2 separate regions of the Homo sapiens genome follow, and region 1 is linked to region 2. A link is a contact called in ENCODE POLR2A ChIA-PET data. All regions are on one chromosome and are shown on one strand. Each heading gives the region's core, a stretch centred on a gene start or an enhancer-like site at or near the end of the contact. The rest is flanking DNA. Distances are from core to core; before and after follow the strand shown. Region 1 overlaps DNM2 (dynamin 2). Region 2 holds the start of SLC44A2 (solute carrier family 44 member 2 (CTL2 blood group)).

Evidence for each region. ChIA-PET counts read pairs that join two places held with the same protein, here RNA polymerase II (POLR2A).
Region 1: POLR2A ChIA-PET joins it to region 2 with 12 read pairs in WTC11. The contact joins the enhancer-like site here to the promoter of SLC44A2 in region 2. POLR2A ChIA-PET finds 5 or more read pairs at or near these places in 5 of 52 experiments (H1, WTC11, activated B cell and 2 more).

The regions. Positions count from the first base shown.
Region 1 is chr19:10,739,131-10,744,906 of GRCh38, forward strand. The region is part of intron 1 of DNM2 (dynamin 2); the gene reads left to right. Among named protein-coding and RNA genes, the nearest start is that of MIR638, 24 kb to the left of the region's middle. Within about 2 kb of position 3,446, at least 5 of the 41 ENCODE cell types and tissues checked have a DNase peak (open chromatin) inside an H3K27ac peak, as active enhancers do.
Region 2 is chr19:10,622,450-10,628,370 of GRCh38, forward strand. It overlaps SLC44A2 (solute carrier family 44 member 2 (CTL2 blood group)), which reads left to right and starts at 3,104. Exons shown (of 22, transcript NM_020428.4): 1 at 3,104-3,221; 2 at 3,804-3,852; 3 at 5,273-5,346; 4 at 5,471-5,555. The coding sequence starts at 3,185. RefSeq lists an enhancer at 1,562-2,143.

The DNA.
Region 1 (5,776 bases), core at 2,196-4,695, 120 kb after region 2:
CCACTGCACTCCAGCCTGGGCGACAGAGCGAGACTCCGTCTCAAAAATAAATAAATAAATAAAAGAAGGACGTGTTCCCTTGTTCTTCTATGGGGACATGGGGAACTCCTGTACTGTTTTATTTTCCTGAAATATTTTTATTGAAATATAATTCACATACCATAATACCTAATCCTTTTGAAATATACTATTCAGTGGATTTTAGTATATTCACAGTTGTGTAACCAGCACCACTATCTGATTTTGTAGCACTTTCATTTCCCCTAAACCCATACATATGAAGCAGTTCCTCCCTCCCCCAGCACCTGGAAGCCACTAATGTCCTTTCTGTCTGTGAATTTGCCAATTTTGGATATTTCCTATAAATGGAATCTTACAGTATATGGCCTTTTGTGTGTGGCTTTGTTTATTTAGCATCATGTTTTCAAGATTCATCCATGCTGGTTGGGTGCAGTGGCGCACGCCTGTAATCCCAGCATTTGGGAGGCTGAGGCGGGCAGATCACTTGAGGGCAGGAATTGATGAGACCAGCCTGCCCAACATGGTGAAACCCCTTCTCTACTAAAAATACAAAAATTAGCTGGGTGTAGTGGCACATGCCTGTAATTCCAGCTACTCTGGGTGGCTGAGGCACGAGAATCTCTTGAACCTGGGGGGCAAGGTTGCAGTGAGCCGAGATCACTCCACTGCACTCTAGCCTGGGCAACAGAGCAAGACTCTCTCTCTCTCTCAAAAAAAAAAAAAAAAAAAAAAAAAAGAATTCACCAATGAAGCCACCTGGGCCTGGACTTTTCTTTGTGGGACGTTTTTTGAATACTAATTAAATTTCTTGTACATCTATTGAGTTTTTCTGTGTCTTCTTGAGTCAGTTTCAGTAATTTGGGTCTTTCTAGGAATTTGTCCATTTCATCTAGGGTGTATTTAATTTGTTAGAATAGTATTCCCTTATCATCTTTTTTATTTCTGAAAGGTTGGTAGTGATGTCTCCTCTTTATTTCTGATTTTTGTAATTTGAGTCTTATCTCTTTTTCTCTTGGTTAATCTAGCTAAAGGTTTGTCAGTTTGGTTGATCTATTCAAAGAGCAAATTGTGGTGGTGTTAACTTCTCTCTCCATTTTTTTAGTCTCTTTATTTCTTCTCTAATTATTTCCTTCTTTTCTCTTTGGATTTGGTTTACCCTCCTTTTCTGAGGTTCTTGAAGTGGAAGATTATTGAAATCTGAAAGTATTTGAAATCTTTCTCTTTTTTTTGTTTTTTTTTTTTGAGACGGAGTCTCGCTCTGTCGCCCAGGCTGGAGTGCAGTGGCACGATCTTGGCTCACTGCAAGCTCCGCCTCCCAGGTTCACGCCATCCTCGTGCCTCAGCCTCCTGAGTAGCTGGGACTACAGGCACCCACCACCATGCCTGGCTAATTTTTGTATTTTTGGTGGAGACGGGGTTTCACCATGTTGGTGAGGCTGGTCTCAAACTCCTGACCTCAGGTGATCCACCCACCTCGGCCTCTTAAAAGTGTGGGGATTACAGGCGTAAGCCACCGCGCCCGGCCAAAATCTTCCTTCTTTTTAAATACAGTTGCTTACATCTATGAATTTCCCTGTAAACCTGCTTTAGCTGCATCCATAAGTTTTGATATGTTGTGTTTTCATTTTCATTTATCTCAGCATATCTTCTCATTTCTCTTATGATTTCTTCTTTGATACATAGGTTATTTAGCAGTATGTTCATTTCTATATATTTGAGAATTTCTGAAAAACATCTTTCTTGTGTTCATTTCTAACTTCATTTCACTGTGGTTGGAGGAACTACTTTGTATGATTTCAATCTCTTTAAAATTATTGAGTCATGTTTTATGGCTTGGCCTCGAATACGGTGTGTCCTGGAGAATGTTCCATATGCACATGATAAGAATGTGTATTTTACTCTTGGGTGGAGTGTTCTGTACACATCTGTCAGGTCTTATTGGTTTCGTATTTTCTATTTCCTTGTTATCTTTTATTTGGTTGTTCCATCCATTATTATTATTTTTCTTGCCTGATACCAATGCTGATATCCATCCATGATTGAAAGTGGGGTATTGAAGTCTCCAACTTTCTTTCTTTCTTTTTTCTTTTCTTTTTGGAGACACGGTCTTGCTCTGTCTCCCAGGCTGGAAACGTGGTGGCATGATCATAGCTCACTGTAGCTTCTGTCTCCTGGGCTCACATGATCCTCCCACCTCTGCCTCCCGAGTAGCTGGGACCACAGGCGTGTGCCACACCCGACTAATTTTTGTATTTTTTCTAGAGGTAGGGTCTTGCTATATTGACCAGGCTGGCCTTGAACTCTTGGGCTCAAGTGATCCTCTCATCTTGGCCTCCCAAAGTGCTGAGATTACAGGCATGAGCCACTGTGCTCAGCCCCAAATTGGCCAATATTTCTTTCTTTTTTTTTTTTTTTTGAGACAGAGTCTTGCTCTGTCGCCCAGGCTGGAGTGCAGTGGCGCGATCTTGGCTCACTGCAAGCTCCGCCTCCCGGGTTCACGCCATTCTCCTGCCTCAGCCTCCCAAGTAGCTGGGAGTACAGGTGTCCGCCACCATGCCCGGCTAATTTTTTTTGTATTTTTAGTAGAGACGGGGTTTCACCGTGTTAGCCAGGATGGTCTCTATCTCCTGACCTTGTGATCCACCCGCCTCTGCCTCCCAAAGTGCTGGGATTACAGGCGTGAGCCACCACGCCTGGCCAATATTTCTTTTGTTCTGTGCTTTTTCCTTCCTCCCTCCCTTCCTCTTTACCTTCCTCTTTACCTTCCTCTTTCCCTCCCTCCCTTCTTTCCTTCCTTCCTTCCTTTTTGTTCTTGTTCTTTTCTTTTTCCTCTACCCTTCTTTCTTTTCCTTCTTTCTTTTTTTCTTTCTTTGTTTTTGCTTGATTGCAGCATCATGAGAGAGTCCTGTGCTTTTTTATAGCTGCAAGTATTCCTGGGTCGAGCCTACTCCCACTAACACTGATCACTCTCCCCCTTGAATTTTTAGGTTATTTCTAGTTTTTCCCCTCCTGCCAGAGACTTGGGGGTCCGCAGGCTTGTGTGTCTGCTATGCTCAGGGTGGATACCCTGCAAGGGAGTGCCATGTTGCATCAGAAGTGGATTTAGAGTGATGTTGCCAGGCCCACCAGGAAAGGCTGTGCCAAGGCTCTTTGCTGGGGTGCCAAGAAGAAGGGTCTGTGCCTGTTGTGGTGCCAGGCATTGACATCCTTCACTCCCACCCCCGTCACCCTCATGAACTAGTGAACTAGTCCTGTGGAATAGGGCCTTATGCGTGCTAGACCCTGGGTTTGTCCTGCTGACAACCCCATAGTGTAGGTGCTGTTATCCCAATTTCATAGAGAAACTGAGGGCTGGGGAAGTGGCAGCCTTCATTCAGTTCCTGCCGTGAGGCTGTGGCTGAGCTGCCAGGCTGCAGAGTCTTCACCCAATGATCTTGCTCAGTTGTCCCCATGAGGAAGCTGAGCCTGGCCTTCCTGTCTCTGGAGTCCAAGGTTTCCTTTCCTTGTGTGCCCCTGGAAGTGCTGTGTGGTGACCGGGATGGTGCCTGGCAGATGGAGATTAGACGCAGGTTGGATTGGTGCCTCATTGGTCAGGAGGGCTGCTCTTAGCTGTGTGCCAATAGACCGGATGACTTAATCTCTCTATCCTTGGTTTCCCCATCTGCAAAACAGGGTTGGCCAGAGCCCTGTGAAGGTGGAAGAAGGCCCTGTGTGCCTGGAGCTTTGTGCAGTGCCCTGGAGATGCTAGCTTGTTTTTCTTTCTTTTTTTTTTTTTTTTTTGAGACAGAGTCTCCCTCTGTCATGCAGGTTGTGGTGCAGTGGCTCAGTCTCCGCTGACTGCAGCCTCAACCTCCTGGGCTCAAGTGATCCTCCCACCTCAGCCTCTCAAGTAGCTGGGACCACAGGCGTGTGCCACCACGCCCGGCTAATTTTTTGTAGAGGCGAGGTTTCATCATGTTGCCCAGGCTGGTCTTGAACTCCTGAGCTCAGGTGTTCCGCCTGCCATGGCCTCCCAAAATACTAGGATTACAGGTGTGAGCCACCACGCCCGGCCGTGATGCCAGCTTCTTTTGCCGTGCAGCTAGCATTTGCTGAACACCTGCTGTGTGCCAGATAGTGTGCTGGAGGCAGGGCAGTGAACAAGACAGACGAGATCCCTGTCCTGTGGAGCTGATGCTCTAGCTGGGGGCCTGAGGGGTGGGAAGGAAGCACAGGTGCTCGGGTGAGAAAAAACATCATGCGGCCAGGCATGGTGGCTCACACCTGTAATCCCAGATCTTTGGGAGGCTGAGGCAGGCGGATCATCTGAGGTCATGAGTTCGAGACCAGCCTTGCAAAACCCCGTCTCTACTAAAAATACAAAAATTAGCCAGGTGTGGCTGGGTGTGGTGGCTCACACCTGTAATCCCAGCACTTTGGGAGGCGGAGGCAGGTGGATCACAAGGTCAGGAGATCGAGACCATCCTGGCTAATATGGTAAAACTCCGTCTCTACTAAAAATACAAAAAATTAGCCGGGTGTGGTGGCGGGTGCTTGTAGTCCCAGCTACTCAGGAGGCTGAGGCAGGAGGATGGCATGAACCCGGGAGGCGGAGCTTGCAGTGAGCCGAGATTGCGCCACTGCACTCCAGCCTGGGTGACAAAGCGAGACTCTGTCTCAAAAAAAAAAAAAAAAAAAAAAAAAAAATTAGCCGTGTGTGGTGGCGTGCGCCTGTAGTCCCAGCTACTTGGGAGGCTGAGGCAGCAGAATTGCTTGAACTCGGGAGGCAAGGTTGCAGTGAGCCAAGATCACGCCATTGCACTCCAGCCAGGGCAGCAGAGCGAGACTGTTTCCAGAAAAAAAAAAAAAATACAAAAATTAGCCAGACGTGGTAGCATACGCCCGTAGTCCCAGCTGCTTAGGAGGCTGAGGCAGGAAAATCACTTGAGCCCAGGAGGCGGAGGTTGCAATGAGCCAAGATCCTGCCACTACACTTCGGCTGGGGTGACAGAGCCAGACTCCATCTAAAAAAAAAAAAAATTCTTTAAAAATCAGGCACACAGTGTGATCTGACTTGCAGTTTTCCAAGCCTGTGGGGCAGGGAGCCTGGGGGAGGCTTTGCCCTGAGATGGGAGACTTGGCCTCAGGACATTAGAGCGAAACAGAGGAGGAGGGGATGGGTCTGGATATCCAAGGCAGGATCTGCCGAGAGATACGCTGTGGGGGTGGGACAAAGACCTCAAGAACGGGTCCGGGCTGTTCCTGTCACTTGTGACATTGTGGACTGAGTCTGCCTGGATATTTCCTTATGGGCTGGCTCCCCATCACCCCGGGAGAGTCTCGGGGTGGAGGGAACTAGAACGTGTTTGCCTGGAGGTCACTACCTACTCCCCTGGAAGGAAGGGGCTCCAGGAGGCTGGCTGTGGAATGCAGACTGTGGGTGGTGCCCGGCTGCCTGCCTCTAGTTCACTTGGGCCCTCAGGGTGGTACAGAGCTGGAAATCCATACATGGCTGACCACCCTGTAAGGGCTGCAGACACAGTGAGCGTTCACTTTGCCCTGGCAACTGGAACTGTCTCCTCCAGTCCTCACCACAACCGTTTTACAGAGCAGGACACCTGTTGCAAGATGGGAGAGACTTTGCTAACAAGGTCCCACAGCTGGCACTCACCAGGCTGGCTGGGGTACTCAGGCCACCCCTTGCAGTGGGGAGCAGTTAGGATGACACCGAGGACACCCCTAGGAGGGCGGAGTTGTGAGCTCCAGGACCCCACAT
Region 2 (5,921 bases), core at 1,854-4,353:
GATGACAGGGCTGTGTGAAAGGGTGGGTGCTTGAGGAGCAGGTGAGAAGAGGTTGGATTCTGGATAGCTCTGAAGGCAAAACTGATCTCAAGCAGAGAGGCAGCCCAGGTTCCTGGCCAGAGCACGTGGGAGGATGGAGCGGAGTCATGGGATAATCAGAAGCTTGGACAGGCCAGGCACGGTGGCTCACACCTATAATTACAGCACTTTGGGAGGCTGAGGTGGGAGGATCCCTGAGGCCAGGAGTTCCAGACCAGCCTGGGCAACATTGCGAGACCCTGTCTCTACTAAAAATACAAAAAATTACCTGAGTGTGGTGGCGCGTGCCTGTGATCCCAGCTACTCAGGAGGCTGAGGTGGGAGGATCGCCTGAGCCCAGGAGGTCAAAGCTACAGTGAGCTGTGATTATGCCACTGCATTCCAGCCTGGGCGACAGAGTGAGACCCTGTCTCAAAAACAAAAAAGCTTAGATGCCGCCGCACTGAGTATGAGATGCTCACGTGTGTTGGGGGGAGACAGATGTCACATAGGTGTGCAGCTCAGAGACAAGGGTTTCCAGAGGGCTTAACTTTTGGGACTCCTCAGTGTGGAGCTGGTGGGTGGGGCCTGAATAAATTGTCCCCAGGGCACCCTGTGTAGTTGGGAAGAGAAGAGGCCTGTGGCTCGCTCTCTTTGTCCACTGCTTGGAATGGGTAGGGTGGGACCAGCCAGCCTTTGGGCTGGCAGAGACTTCGAGAACCACAGGGCTTCTTTAGGAGTCTGGGTCACCCCAGGGCATGACCTGGCGCCTCAGGCCTTGCCTGTGGTCCAGGTGTTTAGACAGGGCCCCTCTGCTGGTGGCTACTAGGAGGAGAGGGCGCCTTTTTAAGGATAAGTTGAGTTAGTGACCAGAGCCCTGCCTGCGAGTCCTAGAGTCTAAGGCAGCAGCTACAATTATTGGACACCAAATGTATATGATCACGCTGACTGTATAACCTCATGCTGTCTGTGTACACCCAGCACTAAATGTATATTCCTGCTGAGGATACCTCCACACCACCTGTATAATGCCATGTTAACCAAATAATTGGCTGCACTATAAATATCTATAAATATTCAAGTAGAGGCAGGTTGTGGCGTGGTGACTCGTGCCTGCAATCCCAGCACTTTGGGAGGTTGAGGTGGGAGGATTGCTTAAGGCCAGGAGTTTGAGCCCAGCCTGGGTAACACAGTGAGATCCTGTCTCTATTTTTATTGTATTGTATTTTTTTTTTTTTTTGAGGCGGAGTCTCGCTCTGTCGCCCAGGCTGGAGTACAGTGGCATAATCTCGGCTCACTGCAACCTCTACCTCCCAGGTTCAAACGATTCTCCTACTTCAGCCTCCCCAGTAGCTGGGATTACAGGTGCCCACCACCACACCTGGCTAATTTTTGTATTTTTAGTACAGACAGGGTTTTGCCTTGTTGGCCAGGCTGGTCTTGAACTCCTGACCTCAGTGATCTGCCCGCCTCGGCCTCCCACAGTGCTGGGATTACAGGCATGAACCACCACACCCGGCTAATTTTTGATTTATTGATTGATTGATTTTTTGAGACACTCGCTCTGTCACCCAGGCTGGAGTGCAGTGGCACGATCTCGGCTCATTGCAACCTCCGCCTCTCGGGTTGAAGTGATTCTCCTGCCTCAGCCTCCCAAGTAGCTGGGACTACAGGTGCACACCACAACATCCAGCTAATTTTTGTATTTTTAGTACAGACGGGGTTTCACCAAGTTGGCCAGGATGGTCTCGATCTCTTGACCTCATGATCCGCCCACCTCGGCCTCCCAAAGTGCTGGGATTATAGGTGTTAGCCACCACACCCAGCCTATTTTCTTTTTTCTTTTTCTTTTTGGAGACAGAGTCTCACTCTGTCCCCCAGGTTGGAGTGCAGTGAGGCAATCTTGGCTCACTGCAACCTCCACCTCCTGGGTTTAAGCGATTCTCCTGCCTCAGCTTCCCAAGTAGCTGGGATTACAGGCATGTGCCACCACACTGGCTAATGTTTGTATTTTTAGTAGAGAAGGGGTTTCACCATGTTGGCCAGGCTGGCTTAGAAATCCTGATCGACCTGCCTCAGCCTCCCAGAGTGCTGGGATTACAGGCATGAGCCACTGCACCTGGCCTATGCCTGCTCTTTGAGGTCAGTTTTGGTTTCATACTTTAGCCTCATTTTGCAGTTGAGGAAACTGAGGCTTAAGGAAGATAAGCCCTTTGTTAAGTATCCTCTAGTTCAGAGGGTGCAGAAGGAGCATTTGAATTCAGGGCGACCCAGGAGGATGTGGGCTCCACAAGGGTGGAGATTGGGTCTCTCTGGTTCCTCACTGTATGCGGTGCCCCGCCCAAGGCCTGCACCCACTAAGGGCTGAATAAATACTTGTTCTAAGACCAGGCCCAGTAGTGCACGCAGGTAATCCCAGCACTTTGGGGGGCCACGGTGGGAGGAGCCCACGAGTCCAGGAGTTAAAGATGAGCCTGGGCAACATAGCAACATCCCATCTCTACAAAAAAAATTAAAAATTAGCCGAGTGCAGTAGAGCACCTGTAGTCCCAGCTACTCAGGAGGCTTAGTCAGGAGGATGGCTTGAGGCAGGGAGGTCGAGACTGCGATGAGCTGTGATTGCACCACTGCACTCCAGCCTGGGCAACAGAGGGAGATCCTGTCTCAAAAAAAAAAAGCAGCAGACAGAAAGAAAACTAATTTCCTGCACAGCTTGGAGAAGTTTTCAGCACCAACATTCCACAGTTGGTTGTCTGGGTTTGGGCAGTAGGCCGTTTTCCCTCCCAGTGCCTCAGTTTCCACACCTGCAAAACGAAGCCACGGAAACGCCCTTTCAGGGTGGCCAGGGGTTCTAGGCGGCATCGCCCGGTGGCAGGGTGTTCCCAGGGTGAAGCCGCAGGGTTCCCGGGTGGGGGCGGGGAAGGCTAAATGCGGCCGGCCGGTGAGTGGCGGGAGCAGCTGCAGCCCCGCCCGCGCCCTCCCGGGTCCCTTAGTCTGGGCAGCTGCCCAGCTCGGGCCGGTCTGACCGGTTTGGGCCGCCCCGCCTGGCGCTGTGCTGGGAGGAGCCGCCGCCAGTCGCGCGGTCAGTGCCTCCCTCCAGACTCGGGAGGGTCGAGGGGGCGCGGGAGAGAGCGCGGGCGGCCGCCGGGGCTGGTCGCCTGCAGGGATGGGGGACGAGCGGCCCCACTACTACGGGAAACACGGTAGGCAGCGACCCCCGCCCGTAGCCCCGGGCCGACCCCTCGGTCCCTCGGAGGGGGCCTTGAGAGAACATGGGGCGCAGGGAAGGGGGCTGGAGGGGGAGCGCAATTGCAAATCTGCGCCTGGAGCCTCCCCACCATCAGCCAGGCCCCTTCACCCCACTTATCCCCCGCAGCCTCGCAGACGACCCTCCTTACTCTCCCCTACCCGAAGGACCTGCCCCTGTACCCCTCTGCCTGGCACTGCTGCCGGCGCCTCCTTCCCCCTATCCCACCTCAGATCTTCCCCATCTCCACCTGGTTCCGTGGTGGTCACCATTTCAGCCCTCTTCCCAGTGGGTGGCCGCCAGTTAATAAGTTTGTTCACAGTTAGTGATCCCTCCTTCCTCCCCTGTCCTGGCCTGCCAGAACTGGGGGCTTGGGTGTGGTCACCTGGAGGTGGGTGAGGCAGAAAATTCCACAGGTCTCTGAATTTTATTCTTGCCAAGGCAAAGACACCCCTAGGGGCTTTTGGGAGGGGGCTCTCCCAGCCCTGTCTTGGTTCAGGTCTCCAATCCCATCCATCTTAATCTTCTTGACTTTCAGGAACGCCACAGAAGTATGATCCCACTTTCAAAGGACCCATTTACAATAGGTAAGAGCTCTGGGTTTTGGGGGGTTCTCCCCGCTAATACTACCCCAATCCCTGTCTCTTCACACCCCCTCCCATCTGTTCTCCAACAAACTGGTGACAAATATTTGAAACTTTTTTTTTTTTTTGAGATGGAGTCTTGCTCTGTCACCAGGCTGGAGTGCCGTGGCGCGATCTCAATCTCGGCTCACTGCAACCTTCGCCTCCCGGGTTCGAGCAATTCTCCCACCTCAGTCTCCCAAGTAGCTGGGATTACAGGCTTGCACCACCACACCTGGCTAATTTTTTTTTTTTTTTGTACTTTTAGCAGAGATGTTTCGCTGTGTTGCCCATGCTGGTCTCGACCTCGTGAGCTCAAAGCGATCCACCTGCCTTGGCCTCCCAAAGTGCTGGGATTACAGGTGTGAGTTACCACACCTGGCCTGGACTTAATTTTTACCATGTTTATATTTATTTATTTATTTATTTATTTTTGAGATGGAGTCTCACTCTGTCACCCAGGCTGGAGTGGTGCAATCTCAGCTCACTGCAACCTTCCCCTCCTGGTTCAAGCACGTCTTCTGTCTCAGCCTCTCCAGTAGCTGTGACTACTCAGAGGCTACTCAGAAGGCTGAGGCAGGAGAATTGCTTGAATCTGGGAGGTGGAGGTTGCAGTAAGCTGAGATTGCGCCACTGCACTCCAGCCTGGAGGACAAGAGCGAGACTCTGTCTCAAAAAAAAATAACAAAAAAATAAAATACAGCCAGGCACGGTGGCTCACACCTATAATCCCAGCACTTTGGGAGGCCAAGGCAGGTGGATCACTTGAGGTTAGGAGTTCGAGACCAGCCTGGCTAACATGGTGAAACCCTGTCTCTACTAAAAATACAAGAATTAGCTGGGCATGGTGGCGGGCACCTATAATCCCAGCTACTTGGGAGACTGAGGCAGGAGAATCGCTTGAACCTGGGAGGTAGAGGTTGCAGTAAGCTGAGATCGTTCCACTGCACTCCAGCCTGGGCGACAGAGTGAGATTCCCTCTCAAAAAAAAAAAAAAAGTCTAGCTTGGGCAACATAGCGAGACCTTGTCTCTACAGAATGTATATAAATTAAAAAAAAAATGTGTGGTGGTGTGCACCTGTAGTCTCAACTACTTGGGAAGCTGAGGCAGGAGGATCACTTGAGCCCAGGAGTTCGAGGCTGTAGTGAGCTATGATCATGCCACTGTACTCCAGCCTGGATGACGGAGTGAGACTCTGTTGCACAAAATTAAAAAATGAAATGAAATAAAAATTAAAATGCATGTGCCCTTTGGTACGGCATTCAAACGACTCAGGAAAATTTGTCCAAATAACACATGGATGAGGGTGTTTGCAGAGGGCAGATGGGCCCATGGTGCACACAGCACCAAGCCTCCTCCAAACACTGCCCCTCTGCTCCCCAGGGGCTGCACGGATATCATATGCTGTGTGTTCCTGCTCCTGGCCATTGTGGGCTACGTGGCTGTAGGCATCATAGGTGAGTAGAGAATGAGCAGGACTTGGAGTTGCAGGGTAGGCGGAGGCAGCCATGGCCTCTGGAGTGGGAACAGGGCTGGATCTGAGGAGTGGCAGTGTCTCAGTATCCCTGGATCTTTCCACAGCCTGGACTCATGGAGACCCTCGAAAGGTGATCTACCCCACTGACAGCCGGGGCGAGTTCTGCGGGCAGAAGGGCACAAAAAACGAGTGAGTTGACTCCTTGCGGCCTGGTGGGGCTGGGGAAGAGGGGGCAGAAGATTCTAGGCATTCCCCATCTCTCTAAGTCCAGTTAACAAGTGCTTATAGGCTGGGCGCGGTGACTCACGCCCGAAATTCCAACACTTTGGGAGGCCGAGGCAGGAATATTGCTTTAGGCTAGGAGTTCGAGACCAGCCTGGCCAACATGGCAAAACCCCGTCTCCACTAAAAATACACAAATTAGCCAGGCATGGTGGCACATGCCTGTAATCCCAGCTACTCAGGAGGCTGAGGCAGGAGAATCACTTGAACCACAGGAGGCAGAAGTTGCAATGAGCCGAGATCGTGCCACTGCACTTTAGCCTGGGGCACAGA